Regions from separate parts of the Homo sapiens genome. Here regions 1, 2 and 3 are each linked to region 4. A link is a contact called in ENCODE Hi-C or POLR2A ChIA-PET data. All regions are on one chromosome and are shown on one strand. The core of a region is the stretch at or near the end of the contact, and the rest is flanking DNA. Distances in the headings are between cores, read along the strand shown. Region 1 holds the start of EEF1G (eukaryotic translation elongation factor 1 gamma). Region 2 holds the start of MTA2 (metastasis associated 1 family member 2). Region 3 holds the start of RPS6KB2 (ribosomal protein S6 kinase B2). Region 4 holds the start of SF1 (splicing factor 1).

The links. Hi-C counts contacts between places; a loop is a spot of excess contacts on that map. ChIA-PET counts read pairs that join two places held with the same protein, here RNA polymerase II (POLR2A). Pooled maps may share reads with other maps.
Region 1: a loop to region 4 is called in a map of CD8-positive, alpha-beta T cell, with 17 times the contacts of the local background. The contact joins the promoter of EEF1G here to the promoter of SF1 in region 4. A Hi-C loop is called at or near these places in 1 of 168 maps with a recorded cell type or tissue (CD8-positive, alpha-beta T cell) and 2 of 50 pooled maps. POLR2A ChIA-PET finds 5 or more read pairs at or near these places in 1 of 52 experiments (activated B cell).
Region 2: a pooled map shows a loop between it and region 4 (11-fold over the local background). The contact joins the promoter of MTA2 here to the promoter of SF1 in region 4. A Hi-C loop is called at or near these places in 4 of 50 pooled maps. POLR2A ChIA-PET finds 5 or more read pairs at or near these places in 2 of 52 experiments (PC-3 and Panc1).
Region 3: a map with no recorded cell type shows a loop between it and region 4 (5-fold over the local background). The contact joins the promoter of RPS6KB2 here to the promoter of SF1 in region 4. A Hi-C loop is called at or near these places in 1 of 37 single-sample maps with no recorded cell type and 1 of 50 pooled maps. POLR2A ChIA-PET finds 5 or more read pairs at or near these places in 1 of 52 experiments (CD4-positive, alpha-beta T cell).

Annotation. Positions count from the first base shown.
Region 1 is chr11:62,572,449-62,575,899 of GRCh38, reverse strand. EEF1G (eukaryotic translation elongation factor 1 gamma) reads left to right here and starts at 2,009. Exons shown (of 10, transcript NM_001404.5): 1 at 2,009-2,069; 2 at 3,158-3,316. The coding sequence starts at 2,058. TUT1 (terminal uridylyl transferase 1, U6 snRNA-specific) reads left to right here. Exons shown (of 9, transcript NM_022830.3): 9 at 1-848. The coding sequence ends at 806. RefSeq lists enhancers at 1-923, 1,081-1,140, 924-1,885, 1,841-2,040.
Region 2 is chr11:62,600,016-62,603,271 of GRCh38, reverse strand. It overlaps MTA2 (metastasis associated 1 family member 2), which reads left to right and starts at 1,407. Exons shown (of 18, transcript NM_004739.4): 1 at 1,407-1,849; 2 at 2,583-2,650; 3 at 3,013-3,106. The coding sequence starts at 1,822. EML3 (EMAP like 3) reads left to right here. Exons shown (of 22, transcript NM_153265.3): 20 at 25-123; 21 at 383-513; 22 at 594-1,054. The coding sequence ends at 797. RefSeq lists enhancers at 1-403, 912-961, 2,342-2,391, 1,826-2,536 and silencers at 1,712-1,761, 1,832-1,931, 2,012-2,091.
Region 3 is chr11:67,426,488-67,429,743 of GRCh38, reverse strand. RPS6KB2 (ribosomal protein S6 kinase B2) reads right to left here and starts at 1,250. Exons shown (of 15, transcript NM_003952.3): 1 at 1,121-1,250; 2 at 722-762; 3 at 504-624; 4 at 149-217. The coding sequence starts at 1,198. RefSeq lists enhancers at 5-772, 1,207-1,456, 773-1,540, 1,557-1,706.
Region 4 is chr11:64,777,201-64,780,448 of GRCh38, reverse strand. It overlaps SF1 (splicing factor 1), which reads left to right and starts at 1,907. Exons shown (of 13, transcript NM_004630.4): 1 at 1,907-2,087. The coding sequence starts at 2,057. RefSeq lists enhancers at 1,443-1,552, 1,529-2,130 and silencers at 1,793-2,192, 2,453-2,762.

The DNA.
Region 1 (3,451 bases), core at 760-3,259, 2.2 Mb after region 4:
CGCCGATCCCTTTACCCCTTGCACCCTTCACCCAGCTCACTGCTGCCCTGGTGCAGGTATTCAGGGAAGCACTGGGGTGCCATATAGAACAGGCAACCAAGAGAACGCGGTCAGAAGGAGGTGGAACTGGGGAGTCCTCTCAGGGAGGGACAAGCAAAAGACTCAAAGTAGATGGACAGAAAAACTGCTGTGAGGAGGGGAAAGAGGAGCAGCAGGGATGTGCAGGGGACGGTGGGGAAGACAGGGTAGAAGAGATGGTTATAGAGGTTGGAGAGATGGTGCAGGACTGGGCCATGCAGAGCCCTGGGCAGCCAGGGGACCTGCCCCTGACCACTGGAAAGCATGGAGCCCCTGGAGAAGAGGGGCAGCCCAGCCACGCAGCCCTGGCAGAGCGGGGGCCCAAGGGACATGAGGCAGCCCAAGAATGGTCTCAGGGTGAGGCAGGGAAGGGGGCATCCCTGCCCTCCTCAGCGAGCTGGCGCTGTGCCTTGTGGCACCGAGTGTGGCAAGGGCGGCGGCGAGCCCGTAGACGCTTGCAGCAGCAAACCAAGGAGGGAGCTGGAGGTGGCGCTGGCACAAGAGCAGGGTGGCTGGCGACTGAGGCTCAGGTCACCCAGGAGCTGAAAGGACTGAGTGGTGGCGAAGAGAGGCCAGAAACTGAGCCCCTGCTGAGCTTTGTGGCGTCTGTCTCCCCGGCTGACCGAATGCTCACTGTGACCCCGCTCCAGGATCCCCAAGGCCTGTTCCCTGATCTCCATCATTTCTTACAGGTTTTCCTCCCTCAAGCAATTCGACATCTCAAGTGAAGACATGGCCCCTGAAGGGCAATAAAGCTGCTAGTTTATTAATACAGTCTCCCGTTTCCTTTCATTTCCATCTGGTCATAATCCCCCTTCCCCTCCCCCAGAACTTCCTGCAGCTGCTCCCGTCTGACCCCGAACATGGGTCTCTCCCTGTTGCTCTCCACCCCACCAGCTTCTCCTTCCTACAGTTCGCACAGCTCGAGGGGAGTGCGGGGGCAGCACCGCGCGTGGCACCTGGCACCCGCGCAGAGTTCCTGAATGGCAGAGCGGTGGGTGGCTCCAGCAGTACTGAGAAGAGCCAGGTTTGCCTCCACATTCTTCCTGTCGCCTCAGATTTATGCGCACAAGGACGGAGATTTGCGTTCAGCGTTCTTCATTCTCTCCTTTAAACGAGGAGAGTTCATCCCGTTCTTAAACTGGGTAAGAGATTTCAAACCTGAACATGGGTCAAAAGCCATGAACATCAGAAGCGACGATGTCAGGTCTTCCAGCGTCAGCCCCTCCAGGGGCCGAGTCCGGAGGAGGTGGGAGGGACAGGGCGCGTTCTCCCTCATGTCCCTGCCCTGCTTCGGGCCGGAGGGCCGGTGCCCTGCTCGCAGTAACAGCACCCTGGAGCTGTCAGGGGTTGGATGTGAGCAAACCTCACTTTGGCAGGCGGGTTCAGACCGGGGCCCCTGTTAGACGCTCATCCCTTTCTGGAGGAAAAGCAGAGCAGGAACTAAAGGGATTTAGCACACACACTGCCACCTCCGCGCAGCAGCTGTTCCTCGCTCCCATGAGTTTCATAGAATCATGTGAGGGGCTTGGCAAAATCTACCATCAAGTCACTTGTCCCTGGGAGGGCCAGAGAGGGACGCCCCCAGTAGCACTGGCCGCGCCGGGCCAACAACCGCGCCACGTAGCCAAGAACTCGCGGCTTTTCCAGCGGGTTCTCACAACTTCCCCGCCCTCCACGCTGTCTACCTCCACGTCTAGACTCCGATTGGCCCGCTGCACCTGGGGGGCGGGCCAGTCAAGAGCTCCAATGCGCAGGCCCGAGCTTTTTCCGCGCTGGCCAGCAGGCCCCACCCACCCAGTTCTTTTTCCAATTCAGCGCCACTGGATACCGAACTGTCGTACGTATGTCTTCTGTTTCGTCCTCGCTTTCCGGCTGCTGTTTCTCCACGGCTCTCCTCTTTCCCCCTCCCTTCTCTCCCGGGCGGCTTACTTTGCGGCAGCGCCGAGAACCCCACCCCCTTTCTTTGCGGAATCACCATGGCGGCTGGGGTAAGTTTGCTGGCTCTGGTGGTTCGGGTCATCCTATCCACCGCCATCCTTTGCCCGAGTGGGGCCAGTCGGCGCCAGAGGAGTTCTGAGGTTGAGTGGGGAACTGATTCGGGGGTCTACAGACTGTACTGCTGGAGAGTAGGGTTCCTAGGGCCTGGAGGGGAACTGAGGCTGGGGCTCTCGGAGGCCAGAGGTGGAAGGGTCTGGGGAAGAGGAGAAAAGAGATGCCGGGTCTGGGCCGTCCGAAGCCTGAGAAAGGGGTTCGGCTCTGTTGCCGCTTTGAGGCGTGGTATCTGGGCAGGTTGACGAACTTCTGTGTCCGTTTTGTGGAGTAACACAGGGGACAGGTTGAAGAGGAGGGTCTTTGTAGGCAGGTCCGGCTGGCACGGTTAAAGGTCGTCTCTCAGGGAGGTTTGGGAGCGAGAGGATTCTCCGGACAGTGAAGTCAGACCAATTGGACTCCGCTGGCCGGCATAATAGAGAAGCCCAACGCCGGGGAACTCGCTGCGGGACAGGACCGGAGGGATGATATTCGCGACACGGAAAGAAAGGCTTTTTGAGAGAGAGGAGTTGATTTAAGAAGACGGCATGCCATCCCCTATCTCTGGCTAGTCTGAGGGGAACTAGAAATCTCTCGATCGTCGTGCGTGCCTTAGAGACAGGACGATGCTTTTGAAGCGGTGAGCAGCTGAGCAGTAGAGTAGGCAGGCGCTCGGAACCATCAATGAATGAAGCGAGGGCTCCGGGAAGGGAGGAGAGTATGTTTGTAGGCAGATGGAGTCTGATGGAGCTAGAAGTTCTGGATTTCTTGGAGATAGATTTGAGAGGAAGAGAATACTTCCAGAGGTGTCCTTAGGGAAGGTCAAATCTGTCAACAAGCTTTATTTAGCAGTTGGTGTGTAGTTCTGTTCTTGGTATTTCGGAGGATTCTGATTACATATGACAAGTACTAAAGGACTTGGTTCACCAGAGGAAGTAAAAGGGTGAGTTGAATACATTGGGATTATTCAGGAAAGTCATCCTGGAGAGTGGCATTAAGGACTGGGACCCTTCTACTCATTAATTTTGTCCCTCTCTTTCTCCCATAGACCCTGTACACGTATCCTGAAAACTGGAGGGCCTTCAAGGCTCTCATCGCTGCTCAGTACAGCGGGGCTCAGGTCCGCGTGCTCTCCGCACCACCCCACTTCCATTTTGGCCAAACCAACCGCACCCCTGAATTTCTCCGCAAATTTCCTGCCGGCAAGGTGAGTTGGGAGATGGGGAGCATCCTTCGGTTCTGAGAAACCAAGGCCCTGCGATTCTGTCACTCTGGTGGTGGCCCCCATCTCTAAAAGGGAGCTTCCCATGTTGTTTTATTCAATTTCGGTGATTTTATTTTG
Region 2 (3,256 bases), core at 158-2,657, 2.2 Mb after region 4:
GCTGGGCGGGCTCCCTCTCCCCAGGGGACGTGGCTGGAGGCTGCAAGCAGCTGAAGAATCGCTATGAGAGCCGAGACCGGGAATGGGCTACCTACACCTGTGTGCTGGGCTTTCACGTCTACGGTGAGCAGGGGCGTGGAAACCTGCTGGAAGGGTGGGGGACAAGGTGGAGCCCAGTTTGGGCTTGGAACGCTGGGCGTGTGTCGTTGGGTGAGAGTCCAGAAACCTGAAGATCCAGCCCAGGAGGCCCCTCGGGACCGGGAAGGCTTGCCTGGAACGCGGCAGTGGGTGGCCGCGGCTGCCGGAGCGCCTGAAATGGTGTAGCTCTGGGCCGTGGGTGGCGGTGGGTAGGAGGTCGGGCTGAGGCCGGCCGCTGTGCTAGGCGTCTGGCCGGACGGCTCCGATGGGACCGACATCAACTCCCTGTGCCGCTCCCACAACGAGCGCGTGGTGGCGGTGGCCGACGACTTCTGCAAAGTGCATCTCTTCCAGTACCCGTGCGCTCGTGCCAAGGTGAGGCCGCGGGGATCGCCGGGGTGGGACCGGTGGGCCCGAGGGCTCAGCCGCCACCGCAACTCTTCCCTCCGGCCCAGGCGCCGAGCCGCATGTACGGGGGCCACGGCAGCCACGTGACCAGCGTCCGATTCACGCACGACGACTCGCACCTCGTCTCGCTGGGCGGCAAGGACGCCAGCATCTTCCAGTGGCGAGTGCTGGGCGCTGGGGGCGCGGGGCCGGCGCCCGCCACGCCCTCTCGAACCCCCTCCCTGTCCCCCGCCTCCTCCCTCGACGTTTGATCGCTGCCTGGCGGGACCGACTGGCCCGGCGGCGTGGCCCCGCCCCGCCCTGCCCTTCCCTGGCCCAATCCCCCACGACTAGGGGCCGACTCTTTCCTGGACTGACTTCGAGACATTCCCGATCGCGCATTTTCCTGGAGGGCGCGAACGGCGCCCCTGCACACACTGTTTAGACCCGCTGGCTGAGCCGGGCAGCCCCAGCCTAGGCCTTGACTCCCGCTGCCTGCTGAGGGGCAATAAACCAGAACCAAAGTCGCCTCCCGGTGCTTTTGTGGGGCGCTGCCGGGCGCCTCCGGGGCTCTGTGGGGTGGGGACGAAGGAAAAGAGGCGTGCGGAAAGGGTAAGGGAGCGTAGACCATTTATGCAAATGACAGGCAAAGCCGCTTGCAAATAACCTGGCGAAGCGCTAAGGCGCGCGAGTCTTTGGGGCGCGAGGAGGAGCTGCAGGGCTCCAGCGAGGACAGAGTTAAGCCCGACTCCTCTCCCGCCCTCGGAAAAGGGGGTGGGGCCGAGCTGCGACGGAAATAGCCGAGCGGTTGCCCGACAGGAGCCGAACTTCTTCCGGAAGTAGCCGATCTGCGGGGTCTCGCTCTCCGACCTGAGCCGAGCAGTGGGCCTTGTTCTCCGGATCGGCCGAAGGTGTTCCGGAAGGAGGCGAACCCTGAGGCGGGCCCGGCAAGCCTTCCCTGCGGCCGGCAGAGCCCAACGACTAGTGGGACTCCGCGGGGGCGGGGGTAGCTGGAGCCTGGCTCTGGCCTGGCAGGAGCCGAGCTCGTTCCGGAAGAAGCCGAGCGGACGGGGGCCAGCCTCAGCGTCCCGGGAGTGAGGCGATAGCTGCGGCGGCGACAGCGCGGGCCGGGATGAACCGCGACGGCTGAGGCAGCGGAGGTGCCGGCTGCGCGGGCCCCAGTGAGACTCCCTCGAAGCGGCAGCCCACCGTTCGGGGCTTTGCCTCGAGCCGAGCCCTGCCCCCGCGAGCCTCCCGGACCCCTTTGTGCGGCCGGAGGCGGCGGCGGGAACGGCCATGGCGGCCAACATGTACCGGGTGGGAGGTGAGTACCGGGCGCAGGGATACGGGGCCCGGGGCGGGAGAGGTTGGGGTAGGGACCTGAGGGGCTCGGCACCGGGTGGCGCGAGGCGCAGCGTATGGGGCAGCGTGGACCGGAGCGCGGACCGGAACCGGAACCGGGAGACGAGGAGAGAGGGTGCGGGGAACCGCGACGCGGCAGGGCTCCGAGACTCCCAGAGAGAAGCTGCGGGCAGCCCCGACGGCACTTTCGGGGCTGCGTCAGGGGCTCCCCGGGGCACGGAGTGGCCTTCGGAACCGGTTCCGAAGGAGCTGACAGGGTAGGGAGGGAACGCGAGGGGCTGGGGCGACGGCTTTGCCACCGCGGGGGAGCCGCCCGGAGGTTTCCTCTTCCCAGGCGTTATTGTGCGCCTCGATTCGAAAAGGTAGGGGCCCTGCGCTAGAGCGGACAATTACTTCGCCGCGACTGGGGTGCAACTCATCGCTGAGTTGTGGGGACTGCAGGGGAACCCCTGCTTCTTGCCTGTTCCTTAAGGCTCTCTTTTGAGTAAAGGATCTAATTTTAGAACTAGGTGCGGTGGGGATGGGGGACATCCTTATTTTCTCTTAGTCTGTCCACTTTCACATCTCAGCGCCCTTTCTACCTGAATCCTTATCTCCTTTTGATCCACTCAGGCCAACTTTCTCTCCTACCCTGGTGCTCTGCGTCTCCCATCTCCTCTGATCTTCGTGGTTCTCCCCCCTCCCTTCCCTTACAGATTACGTCTATTTTGAGAACTCTTCCAGCAATCCTTACCTGGTTAGACGGATTGAGGAGCTCAACAAGGTGAGTGGAGCAGAATCCCTCTCCCTCCCTCCCGCAGTGGTCTCTTCTGAGGTTTCTAACTTCTGGTGGAAGAGAGGATCCTATACTAAGTACCCATTCATATTCGTTCATTCATTCATTGGATGTATTCAGGAAAGGCTATTGAGAGGTTAGCAGGAACTTTACTATTCTGTCTCTTGGGGGCAAAGGAAAGGGATTTGGAAGTCTATCCTTGAATGTAAGTCTTTACTCATATTTTCTTGGGCTTTTTAATTTAGGTCCCTCTGAAACTTACTGTTATTTGTCTCTTTGTGCATTTCTGTTCCCAGATGATCAATTTCCACTGCTACGTTGTTTTGTTTTTGTTTTTTTCCTCCCCTTAGACTGCAAATGGAAATGTGGAGGCAAAGGTTGTCTGTCTTTTCCGGCGCAGGGACATTTCTAGTAGCCTCAACAGCCTGGCTGATAGTAATGCCAGTGAGTATCTTCCTCCCTTTCTTTTTCTCCTACCCATGATCTGAGGCCTGGGCATGTCCCTGCAGGTATTTCCCCTGGTAGCATGCCCAAGGCAGAGGTGTGAGTTTGGGGGTGGGAAATGCCTGGCCTGAGGAGGGAGGCCTGTTTTTA
Region 3 (3,256 bases), core at 1-2,500, 2.6 Mb before region 4:
ACAATACACATCACAACAGACAATAAACCAGCAAACGCCAAAGTCAGGGATCCTCCTCCACTGTGTTCCCTGCTGTCTTCCCAAAGCCTGGTACAGCATGTTGGGAATGGCAGCCACACAGTATTCGTTGGCTGAACGAGTGACTCACCTTCCTTAGGACTTTCATGGCATATATTTTGCCCAAGTTGGTGCCTTGCACCTTTCGCACCTGGAACACCTGTAGGGCAGGGGAGACAGGATCAACTTCCCTCTCCACATCCTATCTTCAAGAAGCCCCACCCTGAAGCTCTGGCTTTGGGATCAGGAGGCCTAGGCCCTGCCAAGGGTGGGGCAGTGAAGATTTCAAGTCCGATTGGAGAGGATTTGGCCTTCCCTCCTTTATGTTTCTGGCTCTGAATCCCATTAGAGGCCCTGCTGATTCACAAGTCTAATTTGTTTTGAGAACCCTTTGCTGCCTCCAGATGGAGGCTGTGAGGCCAGGAGGAGGGTGCGCCCGCCCCTACCTTGCCATAGCCCCCCTTGCCCAGCACACGCAGCAGCTCAAAGCAGTGGGGCCCGATGCGCTCTGGGCCAACGTTCACGCTGGTCTCAGTCAGCTCCACCTCTTCATAGTGTCCCACAGGCCTACGGACACAAGGAGTTAATGAGGACAAGGCTCCAGTGCTCCCCAGTTCCCCTTCCCCACTCCATTCCCCCCTCCCCCAACACGACCCTCACTCACTCTAGGCCAGCTGCCCTCAACTCGGCAAGGGGACATGCGTCCTGTGAGAAACCGAGGGGTAAGAGCCAAGGAAGGTGCCAGGATACCTCCCCGCTCCCGTTCAGGTTGGACTGCGTGGCCCAGGAGAGAAGGGTGTCAGGGATGGCAGCTAGTAGGGGATGGGTAAGAATTGGGAAGAAACCGAAGGCAGGAAAGGGAGAATCGGGAGAAAAGGCTGGGGTTCTGGAAGAGAGGTCGGGGTGAGGGTGGGATCAGAACTTAATAGAGACCGGGATCTGAGAAGGATCTGGGTCTGCAAAGAGTCGGAGCCCGCTCTGGGCGTGCGGAGCCGCCGCTCCGGCCTCGGCTGGGTGACAGGATCGGCTCCAGGATCCAGTCGCGCCAGGGCAGGGCACTCACCGCGGGGCTGAGCTCTGGCTCGCCCTCGCCCTCGCTGCCTTCCTCCGTCTCCAAATCCAAATCAAACACGGCCGCCATGGCGGCGCCGGCCCCGCGGGCCCGTCGGCCCGTACCTGGCCGCGCACTGACTGACAGTCCCGGACCTAAACATCATCTCTCCGCGACGGCAGCTGCGCGCGCCGGTGACGCAAGGGATCTTACTCCCCCTCCGGAAAATCGCTTAGCCTGGTGGGGAACAAAGATGGCTTCCGTCGCAAGGCCTCTCGGGAATTGTAGTCCTAGAGTGGCGAGGCGCCTAGCCTTCAGCCTGCAGAATCCTTTCCGCAGGACCCTCGGTCTTCCCAGCAAGGCTTTCTGGGAGCCCGTTTTGGTTCTACGGTGTTTTGAGTTTGGATGGAGCAGGGTCGGAAGTGTATGCAGGTGTGAATGTAAATGCAATCCCCAGCCCTGTTGGAGACGGGTACTGCCAGGCCGGCTGCGTGATGAAAGGCAGGTCGCGTTGCTTTCGGTTCACTCCAGAAAGGGAGGCGGCTGCATCAGGGTCTCCTCAAAGTGCCTCTGGCTCGAGGACCCTGCAAATCGGAGCATTTACTGAGTGGCCAGCTCACTGCCAGGCTATGTTGCCAGGTTCCCGCCTTAAATAGGGTTTTGGGGGTCAGTGATAGACCTGTAAATATGGGATTTTGTTGGCGTTTACTCCCTTCTTAATTTAAGCACATTTAGGCACCTGGTACAGAATAGACACTTCAAAAAACGTTGTTGAGGCCGGACACGATGCCTCACGCCTGTAATCGTAGCACTTTGGGAAGCCAAGTTGGGAGGATCACTTGAGGCCAGGAGTTCAAGGTTACAGTGAGCTATGATGGTGCCACTGCACTCCAGGCTGGGTGACACAGTGAGATCCTGTCTCAAAAAAACAAACAGGCCGGAGGCGGTGGCTCACACCTGTAATCTCAACACTTTCGGAGGCCGAGGTGGGTGGATCACTTGAGGTCAGAAGTTGGAGACCAGCCTGGCCAACATGATGAAACTCTGCCTCTACTATAAATACAAAAAATTAGACGGGTGTGGTGGCGCGCACCTGTACTCCCAGATACTCGGGAGGTTGAGGCAGGAGAATCGCTTGAACTCGGGCGATAGAGGTTGCAGTGAGCCAAGATTGCACCACTGCGCTCCAGGCTGGGCGGCAGAGTGAGACCAAGTCTCAAACAGATAAAACCCGAAAACCTGGCTGGTCACGGTGGCTCACACCTGTAATCCCAGCACTTTGGGAGGCCGAGCCAGGCGGATCACCTGAGGTCGGGAGTTCAGGACCAGCCTGACCAACATGGAGAAACCCCGTCTCTACTAAAAACACAAAATTAGCTGGGCATGGTGGTGCATGCTTGTAATCCCAGCTACTCGGGAAGGCTGAGGCAGGCGAATCACTTGAACCTGGGAAGCGGAGGTTGCGGTGAGCCAAGATCATGCCATTGTACTCCAGCCTGGGCAACAAGAGCGAGACTCCATCTTAAAAAAAAAAAAAAAAAAAAAAAAAAAAAAAAAAAAAACTTTATGGTTTTTTTTTCTTTGTTTTGTTTAGTTTTTCAGACAGGATCTTACTCTGTCACCCAGGCTGGAGTACAGTGGCAAGATCGTGGCTCATTGCAGCCTTGACTTCTTGGGTTCCAGTGATTCTCCCACCTCAAATCCCAAGTAACTGGAATGACATAATCACATAATCTTTTTTCTTTTCTTTCTTTCTTTCTTTTTTTTTTTTTTTAGAGGGGAGGTCTTGTTTTGTTGCCCAGGAGGCTGGTCTTGAACTTCTGGACTCAAGTGATCCTCCTGCCTTGGCCTTCCAAAGTGCTGTGATTACAGGCATGAGCCACTACACCCAGCAAAAACCAAAAACGCTGTTGACAGAATGAACTTAGGCCAGGCAGGGTCGCTCATGCCTGCGATCCCAGCAATTTGGGAGGCCAAGGCGGGTGGATCACTTGAGGTCAGGAGTTCAAGACCAGCTTAACCAACATAGTGAAAACCTGTCTCTACTAAAAATACAAAAATTAGCCGGGAGTGGTGGTGCATGCCTATAGTCCCAGCTACTTGGGAGGCTGAGGTAGGAAAATCGCTTGAACCTGGGAGGCAGAGGTT
Region 4 (3,248 bases), core at 658-3,157:
ACAGGTATTGGCTCTTTATCATGTATGGCAAATATTTTTTCCTCATCTATCATTGTCTCTTGACTTTTATCAGTGTTAATTTTCGGGGTAATCAAGTATATCTTTTTACAGTTTGAGGTTCCTGTCTTTGCAGTCTCTCAACCCCTAGAATACCCTTATAGTCTCCTAAATTATATTCTAAATGTTTTGTTGTTTAAATTTAAGATTCTACGCCATTTATCAACGAAATCATCTTTTCCTGATTGAAATAAAATACTACATTTGTGGTATTTCCGGATTCTGTTGCACTAATGTGTCTTTCCTACCAACAATATCATATTGTTTTATTATTGTGGTTTTTTGTTTTTGAGACGGAGTCTCATGCTGTTGCCCAGGCTGGAGTACAGTGGTGCGATCTCAGCTCACTACACCTCCGCCTCCTGGGTTCAAGCAATTCTCCTGCCTCAGCCTCCTGAGAAGCTGGGATTATAGGCGTCTGCCACCACGCTCGGCTAATTTTTGTACTTTTAGTAGAGACGGGGGTTTCACCGTGTTGGTCAGGTTGGTCTCGAACTCCTGACCTCAGGTGATCCCCCCGCCTTGGCCTCCCAGTGCCTTGGCACTGGCCTATTGTGTTTTATATACTATGTTTGTCATCTGGAAAGGCAAGCTCCTGCTCCGTCTTGTAAAGTTTTCCCAGTACTGTAGTAGTTATTTTTATTTTTATTTTTGACAGTCTCGCTCTGTCACCCAGGCTGAAGTGCAGTGGCCCCATCTCGGCTCACTGCAACCTCCGCCTCCCGGGTTCAAGCGATTCTCTTGCCTCATCCTCCTGGGAAGCTGGGATTGCAGGAGTGCACCACTACACCCAACTAATTTTTGTATTTTTCGTAGAGACGGGGTTTCGCCATGTTGGTCAGGCTGGTCTCGACCTTCTGACCTTGTGATTCGCCCGCCTCGGCCTGTCAAAGTGCTGGGATTACAGGCGTGAGCCACCGCGCCCGGCCGTAGTTATTGTTTTATACGATTTTAAGATCATTTAATTAAATCCTCTGAACTCCGTGGAGATTCCAATAGAAGTGTGTATTTGTAATTTTTGAACTGACAACCTTCTGTTACCTTTCATCTAATATGTTGTTGCATCAGTTCAAATACTGTTTTAAATCCTTCGATAAGTCGTCTCTATTCGTAGCTTTTTGGGTCACTTTTTTTTTTTTTTTTTTTTTCCAAAAAAACAGGAAGTCTTTTTACCTGCAGCGTCAACTGAGCCGGTTTTCCGGCGCGCGCCAGCCCCTCCCCTGCTCCCGCCCCAAGGTTCTGCGTTACCATGGGAACAAAGGTTGACGTCACTTAGGGCTTCCTTGCTGGACCCAAGGGTCGATGGTGAAGGGAGACGGGTGGAGAGGCGGTTTTGCTCCATCTACGCATGCGCACTTCCTGCTCCAGGACTCCCCCGCCGTAAATCTCGTTCCGGCTGGGCCTTTTCCGCCGCGACTCTCGCTTAATCCCGGAGAAACTGCCCCCTGGGGGAGGGGAGTAGAAAAAGGCTGGAACCAGCGACAGCCAATCCCGCGACACTACAACGCAGGCGAGATTGATTGAGTCCACCACCGCAGCCAATGAGAGAGCTCGCCGTCGCTCCGTCATAGAGTTCGCCCCACCCCATCCCCTCCTTTCTGGACTCGGAGCTCAGTTCACGCAGTAACAAATGAAGTGCGCGCTGCGACACCTCCCAGCCCACCGAACTCCGCCGCCATTTCCTCGCTTGGCCTAACGGTTCGGCCAATCCCAGCGCGCATCAAGAAGGACTGAGGCTCCGCCAATCGGAGGCCGCCGATTTCGACCCTTCGCCTCGGCCCGGCCCAATCCAGGCCCCGGCCCCGCCGCCCCCGGCCCGCCCCCGCGGTGCCCTCTCTCCTCCCTCTTTGTGCGTCTCGCGCCGCCGCCGCCCGCCGCGTGAGAGGACGGGCTCCGCGCGCTCCGGCAGCGCATTCGGGTCCCCTCCCCCCGGGAGGCTTGCGAAGGAGAAGCCGCCGCAGAGGAAAAGCAGGTGCCGGTGCCTGTCCCCGGGGGCGCCATGGCGACCGGAGCGAACGCCACGCCGTTGGGTAAGCTGGGCCCCCCCGGGCTGCCCCCGCTCCCCGGGCCCAAAGGAGGCTTCGAGCCGGGCCCTCCGCCTGCACCCGGGCCTGGGGCGGGGCTGCTGGCTCCCGGGCCGCCGCCGCCCCCGCCCGTGGGCTCGATGGGGGCCCTGACCGCGGCCTTCCCCTTCGCGGCGCTGCCTCCGCCGCCTCCGCCGCCGCCCCCTCCGCCTCCCCAGCAGCCGCCGCCGCCTCCACCGCCACCGTCCCCCGGCGCCTCGTACCCGCCGCCGCAGCCGCCCCCTCCGCCGCCGCTCTACCAGCGCGTGTCGCCGCCGCAGCCGCCGCCACCCCAGCCGCCGCGTAAGGACCAGCAGCCGGGCCCGGCCGGCGGCGGAGGAGGTGAGTCGGGCCGAGAGAGCGCGAGAGGCGTCGCGCGGACGGGCCCGGCCGCCTGAGGGGCGCGCGGCGGCGGCGACGGCGGCTGCACGCGGCAGGGGCGCGCGTGCGCGCACGGGGAGGCCCGGGCGGAGGCGCCCCTGGGCGCGCGCGGCCTGGTTCTAGGGCCTCGAGTGCGCACGCGCGCTGTGGGGGGAGGGCTGGGCGGGCGGGAGGCGCTCTGTGCGCAGACGCAGTGAGGTGGCCGGGCTGTGCGGCGCAACTGTATAGACTGGGGGCCCACTATTGCTGTCCAGTCCGCTGGTGTCGGGAACAGGGGTGGCGGGTGTTCAGCGCTGGACGGGGTGCTAGCTGTGAATGCCAGCAGGGCGTGAAAGCCTCACCTGATGACGTGCAGCGACTCCCTTCTGGTCTTGAGGAACCAGAATGGGAACCGTACCAAGGATAGCTCCTCTGCTTCTACAGCAAGGCAGGGTTTTCATCCGGGAGAGGTTGGCATGCTTCAGATGATGGTTGGGTCTGATCTTTCTTGGTCTCTTTTGGGGAGAGAATTTTAGTTTGTTTTTTTTTTTAAATCTGTTCAGTATGTTTAGATCTCAGTCTGATCGGCTGCCCTGTCGCTTTGTTTTAAAAAGCTTTTCCCTCTGATCCTGTACCCCTTGGGAAATAGAAGGACTCTTTTGTGGCAAATGTAGGGAGTTTCTGCCTATGTACGGGGAAAGGAGAACTTGGCTGCTATTGTATAGGTTGTTGAATTTTTGATAGATCCTTTTAAGAGTTCAGACCCTC